Regions from separate parts of the Homo sapiens genome. Here region 1 is linked to region 2. A link is a contact called in ENCODE Hi-C or POLR2A ChIA-PET data. All regions are on one chromosome and are shown on one strand. Each heading gives the region's core, a stretch centred on a gene start or an enhancer-like site at or near the end of the contact. The rest is flanking DNA. Distances are from core to core; before and after follow the strand shown.

What was found. Hi-C counts contacts between places; a loop is a spot of excess contacts on that map. ChIA-PET counts read pairs that join two places held with the same protein, here RNA polymerase II (POLR2A). Pooled maps may share reads with other maps.
Region 1: a map of naive thymus-derived CD4-positive, alpha-beta T cell shows a loop between it and region 2 (12-fold over the local background). The contact joins the promoter of KLHDC10 here to the promoter of SND1 in region 2. A Hi-C loop is called at or near these places in 1 of 168 maps with a recorded cell type or tissue (naive thymus-derived CD4-positive, alpha-beta T cell) and 6 of 50 pooled maps. POLR2A ChIA-PET finds 5 or more read pairs at or near these places in 2 of 52 experiments (activated CD8-positive, alpha-beta memory T cell and activated T-cell).

What each region holds. Positions count from the first base shown.
Region 1 is chr7:130,067,982-130,072,140 of GRCh38, reverse strand. It overlaps KLHDC10 (kelch domain containing 10), which reads right to left and starts at 1,607. Exons shown (of 10, transcript NM_014997.4): 1 at 1,332-1,607. The coding sequence starts at 1,497. RefSeq lists a silencer at 1,403-1,572 and enhancers at 1,673-1,862, 1,893-2,092.
Region 2 is chr7:127,649,893-127,654,117 of GRCh38, reverse strand. SND1 (staphylococcal nuclease and tudor domain containing 1) reads right to left here and starts at 1,924. Exons shown (of 24, transcript NM_014390.4): 1 at 1,667-1,924. The coding sequence starts at 1,744. SND1-DT (SND1 divergent transcript) reads left to right here and starts at 2,286. Exons shown (of 2, transcript NR_186577.1): 1 at 2,286-2,445. RefSeq lists enhancers at 1,706-1,885, 1,710-2,328 and a silencer at 2,126-2,375.

The DNA of each region.
Region 1 (4,159 bases), core at 358-2,857, 2.4 Mb before region 2:
ATTGGGAGTAAGAAAAAAGATTGCTCCTTTTTTCTTTTTCATGTTAAAGATCGTATATTTAGCAATTCTAGGATGCCCAGTCTGATATTAACGTCTCAAACCCAACTTCTGGTATATTATATGACTACTTACAAATGCCTCGATTTAATGCATATAAATGGGGTAATGTACATTTCTAGCACACATCAACAACCTCATCACGAACATAAGCAATTGTCTCATTAAATGTGCTAAATTCCCTTTGTCATCTTCAATTTAATCAAATAATAATTTTTGACTAGAAGTATAAGGTACAGTCTTAAGCACAATTCATAAAAACCAATTCATCATGTTCTCAAAACTCATCAGCTAAACAAATATATCACTAATATAATCAATATTATTCACAAAAAACACGATGAATAATTAACACATCATTCCTGATAGTTCTTTTCATAGTAAAAATAAGCTTGCCCAGTGGGATATTTGACGTTCTCTGCATTATTTAATTCCCTACCTTCCTTCTACTAGATTGAATATTCAATTACAAACATACCTCTTTAAAATTGTCTACACATACATATCCACTTGATTTTATTTTGTTTTCAAAAGCATCTGAACTCAAGGCTAGGGCACTGTAGACCAAAATGTCAAATAATTGTATTGGGTACATTTTTCCAATTCTCAGTTGTTTTTATATTGTAAACACAGCATAATTGTGTCACTAAGTATATTTTTGATCTTCACTTTCTCCCCTTAAAACCTAGACACCATTATCCTGTCTCTGAACATTCCAAAATATTAATAATCCAACTAGTTTTCCCTAATCCTCTAGGTTCTCTTTCCCATACACTCCCCAGCCAACACTCCCCCACCCCTTTCTTCCGTTTCAGAATGCCTCTTACACACACGCCCCGTGTAGTTTTTACAAAATCACTCCTTGGAATGCGTTTCCTTCTTCTCTCCTTAACTTGGCACCCTTTTTGAAATAATTTCCCACAGCTAGGCGCCAATGTCTTTCATTTACAAGATCAAACTGCGGAAGGGGAAGAGATTGGGAATCGAGTAACCGAAACATTTGGAAATGTCAATGAGACAGTGGCCTCTCCTTTGAAAAGAAAACACAACTCTCAGCACAGAGCTTTCAACAGAGCACAGATACTTTTCTTCGCTGTGCTCCTGTTCCCTCCCTGACCTCAAAGACACCTTCCCTTTTCTCTGATCCCCAGTCCCTCTGCTATGCGTGGGGCCTGCCTTTCCTCCTCCCAAGGAAAAGCAAGCCAGGGAGAAAAAGAAAAGGTAGCAGTCACCTTCCCGCCCGCAAGCGGTCAGGACCCTGTCCCACGACTCACCTGGCAGGTGCGGCCGCCCGGAGAGTTGCACGAAGCGGTTGAGCTGGCCAGTCCCCCGACCCCCGCTGCCCCCACTGCCCCCGCCGGCCCCGCTACCTCCGCCACCAGCGCCGGCGGCGCCTCCTCCCCTCCGGCGGTTCCTGTCCCAGCCCTGGGCGGCCGACATGACCCGCTAACGATTGCCGCAGCCCGGTCCCGTCAGCGCCTGACCCAGCGGAACCAGCGGAGCCTCCTTCCTGGGCTCCTCCAGAGACCCAGGAGACAGGGGAAGGGGGCAGCGCCCGGTCCCACCAGAGACCAATGACTTACCGCCTTGGTGAAAGGCAGCCAATGGTCAGTCGTTTTCTTGGTAGGTGGCGGGAGGCGGAGAGAAACGTGGTAACCATAGCTATGGCTAAAAAAAAAAAAGTAGGGGGAGAGAAAGGCAGAAGCAGCCACTCCTAGCTCTCATCGTCCGCTCTGGGCTGGCCGGCGTCACCCCGACTCCTGCGGGGCCAGGCGGGCCAATCGAAGACCGAGTGTCAGAGGCCGCGCCTGCGGAAAGACTCCCGGGGACGGCCAGTGCCTCAGTCTTGGTTAGGATTCAGGAACTTTTTCCCATAAACATTGCAATCAGACACTGGATATACGCATAATACACATATTTGGGGGCAAGACGGTATTCTGCCAGCTTTTCAGATTGAGATCCCATTCACTGATGGTTGACACACACAAAGGGCTTGCTTGGGGTCCGGGTAGGTGAGGGGACCCAGGGGCGGAGTCAAAGCTAAAATGTAAGAACCAGATATTCCTGGGTTTCATTTGTCTTTCAGTCGGCTTAGCTGCATTTGTCCCTGTATAAGCCACGTCCCAATCAAACAGTTTTAAACCTGGTTAACAAATATGGGAAAATGTTCACTCTCACCTGTAATCTTAGAAATACAAAATAAAACCCCAATGAGAAACCATTTCTGGTTTATTACATCAGTAAAGACTTTTCAAATAACACCTGGCAGTGTGTGGAATGCCAAGAAAAAGGTATTCTCATAGATGGCTGATGGCTCTGTAAATATTTTTGTTCGCTCAAACTCCTTTTGGCTAGTAGAAAATTTTAATCAGCTTGGAAGATATATAATCAAGAGGAAATGTAAAATTAAATAAAAGGCAGCAACGGGTATGGAAGATCAAGATCAAAGAAAATTTTTAATGTGCCGATCAGGAGTTTCTATTGTTCCAAAATTAAACAGAAATTTTGGCTTGAAACTTACTGGGCGCAATGCAGACTGGGAAAACATACTATACACTGATGTTTCTGAATGATAAGGAAAAAGCATATCAAATTCCTCAAGGGAAACAAAACTTTTCAAGGTCCTTAGATGTGACAGATTTTTTTTTCTTTTGCATTAGAAGAACCTTACATGGTTGCAGAGAAAAAAAAGAAACTCTGCTGGAGCTGAGGACAAATACCCTTTGTACCTGGTGTGCAAATTTCTGGTCGCCACTGGCACTGCCTCCTTGTTTTCCTACTTCCAGTCCCTGTAGGCAGAAATGTTTTAGTCACTAGCACCATAGCACGCTGCTTATGAAAATGTTTGAGACTTGAAAAAAAAAAAAGCCTATGGTTCTAAAATATAAAAACCAAAATTAATATATGTTAACTGTTTTTTTTTTTTTTTGAGACGGAGTCTTACTCTGTCGCCGAGACTGGAGTGCAGAGGCATGATCTCGGTTCACTGCAACCTCTGCCTCCCAGGTTCAAACAATTCTCCTGCCTCAGCCTCCCAAGTAGCTGGGATTACAGGCATGTGCCACCACGCTCTGCTAATTATATTTTTAGTAGAGATGGGTTTTCACCATGTTGGTCAGGCTGGTCTCCAACTCCCCATCTCAGGTAATCCACCTGCCTTGGCCTCCCAAAGTGATGGGATTACAGGTGTGAGCTGCTGCGTCTGGCCAGTTTTTTATGTATATAGGCAAAATGCAGTCTTACACATTTTACATGTTTAACCTGTCTAATCCTCACAGAAATCCTATGAAATGCTGTTTTCCCAATTTGCAAAGCAAATTTGTAGAGATAGGGCAGTGTGTGGGGATGAGGGGGTGGTTTTGCCTTGTTGCTCCGGCTAGTCTAGAACTCCTGGCCTCAAGCCATCCTCCTGCCTTGGCCTTCTAAAGCATTGGGTTATAGGCATGAGCACCACGCCCAGCCAAAGTAGATTCTTAAGTAACACTTTTTAATTAATCAACTGGGAGAGATGAAATAAGAAAATAACATATAAAGTTTTGGTTGGGCGCGATGGCTCATGTCTGTAATCCTAACACTTTCTGTAATCCCAACCCTTTGGGAGGCCGAGGTGGGTGGATCACCTGAGGTCAGGGGTTCAAGACCGCCTGGCCAACATGGTGAAACCCGGTCTCTACGAAAAATTCAAAAAAATTAGCCAGGCGTGGTGGTGGGTGCCTGTAATCCCAGCTACTCGGGAGGCTGAGGCACGAGAATTGCTTGAACCCGGGAGGCAGAGGTTGCAGTAAGCCGAGATCGTGCCATTTTCACTCCAGCCTGGGCGACAAAGCAAGACTCCGTCTCAAAAATACATACATACATACATACATACATACATACATACATACATACATACATACAATGGCCGGGTGCGGGGGCTTACGCCTGTAATCCCAGCACTTTGGGAGGCCGAGGGGGGCGGATCACGAGGTCAGGAGAGGGAGACCATCCTGGCTAACACGGTGAAACCCCGTCTCTACTAAAAATATTTAAAAAAAAAAAATTAGTCTGGCGTGGCGGCCCGCGCCTGCAATCCCAGCTACTCTGGAGGCTGAGGCAGGGGAAT
Region 2 (4,225 bases), core at 675-3,174:
TCCCATTCCACAAATGAGAGAGACCTTTAAGAACAATTTAAACCTCAGCAAGGAGAAATCTCAGAAAGATCCACTCTTTCTTACTGCCAAACCCAACACCGGAGAGCCAAGAGATGTTTTTGTTCCTATGGTGAAGAGAAGATCAGTGCAAATGAAAAAGCTAACGAAAGAAGAGCCACTTTAGGATAATCCTTTCATGGGTCAGGTCAGTATTTCAGAGGAAAAATATATGCGGATCTTGGAAATTCTCTTCTCATTCAGTTTCAGATCAGTTCTGACCCTCCATTACACATAAACAAAAGGAAAAGGCAGTACTGAAAATCCCAAGAATCTTGGCTGGTGGCAGACTATTACCTTAAGAAATGAGCACATGGGAATTGGGCGAGGGGATCTTAAAATCAGCTTTACACACACATAAGCTGCAGAACATTTTAATCTTGTGAAAGATAACAGGGTAATAAAATAGAATTTTTTTTAAACTGGGTCTTGCTATGTTGCCCAGGCTGATCTCCAACTCCTGGCCTCAAGCAATCCTCCCACCTCGGCCTCCTAAGTGCTGGGATTACCACCATGAGCCACCGCACCAGGCCTAAAATAGAATTTTTCAAAACTTTCTACAACAGCAAAACTTGTGGAGCCTTGGGAGAAAGTATCACAAAAGATATTTGCTGTTGCAGATACAAATGTCAGAACTGCAGTATGAAACGACATCTAGAAGTTTACAGTCATCATAAACCAGAAAATTGGTAAAACCAAGAAATGTCAGGTTCCAAGATTTGGAAGGGTTTTGGGGAGGACAACTGGGGGCAAGTGATAAACTGAATTTATATTATCAAATTATCATGGAGCTAGGAGTAAATTGTAAAAATAAACTTTGCAGGTTCAAATTCAAAATTGAAGAATTTTCAAAAAGTTGAGGGTATATAAAATCAGGCAGAATCTATAGTGCTATGAGCACTAGACCAGGAATCCGAACACTTGGGCTCTTGCTATGGCTCCAACCCAAACCACCATGTGACCTTAAGCAAGTCACTTGCCTTCTTCAAGCCTATCTCCTTATCTTTAAGGGACGGGAGAACAATGATGATTACTAAGATTCTTGCCGGCCTAACCTTTTAGAAGTCAAAAGTACACAAAGATCAGGAGCTTTCAGGTCGACACAAGAGGTGGAGGGAAAGAGAGGAAAAGAGGGCCACAGAGTGAGAAAACTTGGGAGTCAAGTAACAGCGTTTGTGGGAACAGAAAAGTTTCATGATGGCCAAGTACTAGTAGAGAAGAGCCGATGTCAGGATCTCGAAAAACTACTAACTACTCAGCATATGTCAAAATGAACAGAAAGACGGGGGATGGGAGGACAGATATCAACGAATTGTCTCTGTTAATCAATCAGTAATCGATCTGTCCTGGTAAACAGACAGGAGATCCGAATGCCGCAACCTCGGAAATCACTGTGACCCCTGATGTCAAGGTGTCCGGGAGGCAAGGAACAAGGGGACTCCGTGTCTGCTTCCGTCTAGTGAGAGGATTCGGAGAATCGACGAAAAGTGAGGAAGGGGGCAGAGGAAAGGGGATCTGGGACATGGAGCAGGCTGGCGGAAGGTGGAGTCAATGCCTGACTCCCGCCCGAAGGCAGGCAGAGGGGTCGGTGTCCGGGGCCCGTTCTCACCATCTTGATGATGCCCCGCTGCACGGTGGGGACCGCGGGTCCCCCGGAGGAGCCGCCGCTCTGCGCGGAGGACGCCATGTGTGGAGATGCAAAGGCAACGAGTGGAGCGGCTGGCCGGACTGGAGGTGTCAATGTGGGTGTCGGTGTTGGTGAAAGGGAGTCGAGGCGAGGGGCAGGCTGGCTACCAGCTGCGGACGGTGGACGGGACGGACTCGCCGGGCGCTCACAGGAGCAGCAGCGGGACACGGAGCGAAAGAGACGCGATCTCCGCCGCCGCCACACGTTCTACTCGCCGCGCAAGCGTGCCAGAGCGCCACCGCCCTCCGCCCAATTAGCGCCCAGAGCCCGCCGGCCCTCAGGCCAATAGGCACCCTGCTCGCGGAGCCCCGCCTCTTGGTCCCCAAAACGGTGGTGAGTTCCAGGAAGCGCTGAAAGAGTTGATTTGCAAGGATGGGCTAAATATGGGGCGGGACTTCCGGGGCAGCCGGAGTAGGTAATGTCGGGAGGTGTAGTGGGAAGGAAAGGACACGTCAGCATCTGGCCGCGGGGCGCGGGGGGCCATGGGAGCCCCAGGGGCGGAGCCAGCCGCGCCCTCCCGCCTGACCTCGCCCATGACGTCCTTCCCCGCTGGCCTCAGGGGCGCACACTTGTATACCCACCTAGGTGGGCGCCGCTGTACCCGGGAATGCGGCCTGGGAGGGTGGAGCCACGCAGGCAGAGTCCTGGAGGAATCTCCGTACCCGCTCCACTCGACTTCCGACATTTTACCTTGGCTAAAAGTATGGAGAGAACTTGGAAAATCAGAGCTTTGTGGAACCTCCTACCGATGTGGGCTTTGACCTGCCACGCGGCCGCGCGCCCTTTTTGTAGTCAGAGAGTGTGCCTCGCCCTTGTTTGTGTCGCTGGGGTCTAGCACTTGTGAGGCGTTCCATTAATGTTTGTTGGTGGGAGGAATAAATGTCTCAGAGGAAGGACATGCCACGTATACAGGGGAGAGTGACCCTCGTTCTTCGGTCTCTTCCCAGCTGCTCCCGTGACGTTAGGGAAAAGGCTCGCTTCACGCTCTCACCCGACCCAGTGTGAAGCGCCTCCAGCCACCGGATACCTTCCCTAGCCCCAGTAAAAAGGTCGGGGAAGGAACGGGAAAGCCAAGGCCTACAAATATTTAAGTGACTGTTTAGCGAGAACTAATATTCGTTGAGTGCCCACTATGTGGAACCAAGGACCTTGCATGTGTTATGTCATTTAATCGTAAAACTTGGCTCTACACTGAAGACAGTACTTCCCTTGCAGTTCTTTTTGTTTCTTTGGTTTTGTGGCTTTTTTGAGACAAAGTCTCGCTCTGTCGCTCAGGCTGGAGTGCGGGGGCACGATCACGGCTCACTGCAGCCTTGACACTCCCAGGCTCAAGCGATCCTCCTGCCTCAGTCTCCGGTGTAGCTGGAGCTGGTACCACGGGTCCGCGCTACCACGCCCAGCTAATTTTTTTTTTGTAGAGCTGAGATTTCACTATGTTGCCCAGGCTGGTCTCCTGGGCTCAAGCTATACTCCTACCTCGGCCTCCTAAAGTGCTGGTATTACATGCATTAACCACAGTGCATGGCCCCTTGCTCTCTTAAAAGATTGTAAGTTTATTCTCCCACACTAAACATATCCCAGGGTTAAGTTTTGAGGTCACCTTCTTAGATCCCTAATTTGCCACCCTTTTCCAAAAAAAAAAAAAAAAAAAAAAAAAACCTCTGTGGAAGTTGGTTCCATCAGATTATACCCCTCTCTATCTCGTGGCTTTTTATCTACCGTACCCCTATTTCTACCGTGTCATTCATTGAAATTGTTAACACTTGGTGCACGGTCTTCAGCCAATAATCCTGAAATACTTCAATATCTACGAGCATGACTTATCCCATACCCTGACCTCTTTGCTCCTTGATCTCATCTTCAGTAAACTTGACCTCTGCACCAATTTAGGACGTTCTCCAGACAGATAAAACACCATAACTTCATAGGTACGATTGTAAACTCAAACACTTTGTCTTTGATCATAACTGCTGTCCTCTCTCCCTTCTCATTCAGTTAATTATCTTATATCTTGTATTAGTTACATAACAATTTGCCCCAAAACTTAAATACTAAAGAAAACAATAAGCATTTATCTCACAGTTTTTGTGGGTAAGGAATCTGGGGTGGGTGCCTGCCTTTTCCTCCAGGTCTTCTCTTATAAAGCTGCAGTCAAGGTGTCAAGGGGAGTTGGGAAGGGGACTGTGGTCTCATCTGAAGGTCCTCCTCTGACTGAAGGTAGATTGCTTCCCAAGCTCACTCATAGTTGCTGACAGAATTCAGTTCCTCAAGATGTTGGACTAAGAGCCTCAGTTTTTCAGTGGTTCAGTTTCCTTCTACATGGGTCTCTCCATAGGGCAACTCACAACATAACAGCTGGTTTCCATCAGAGCAAGTGAGAGACAACAGAGGACAAGCGTTAACTAGAATTTAAAGTCCCTGAACTCACTACCCTTGCTTTACCAGCTCCCCTCTGCCTTCTCCTGGATCCTTGGCTAGACT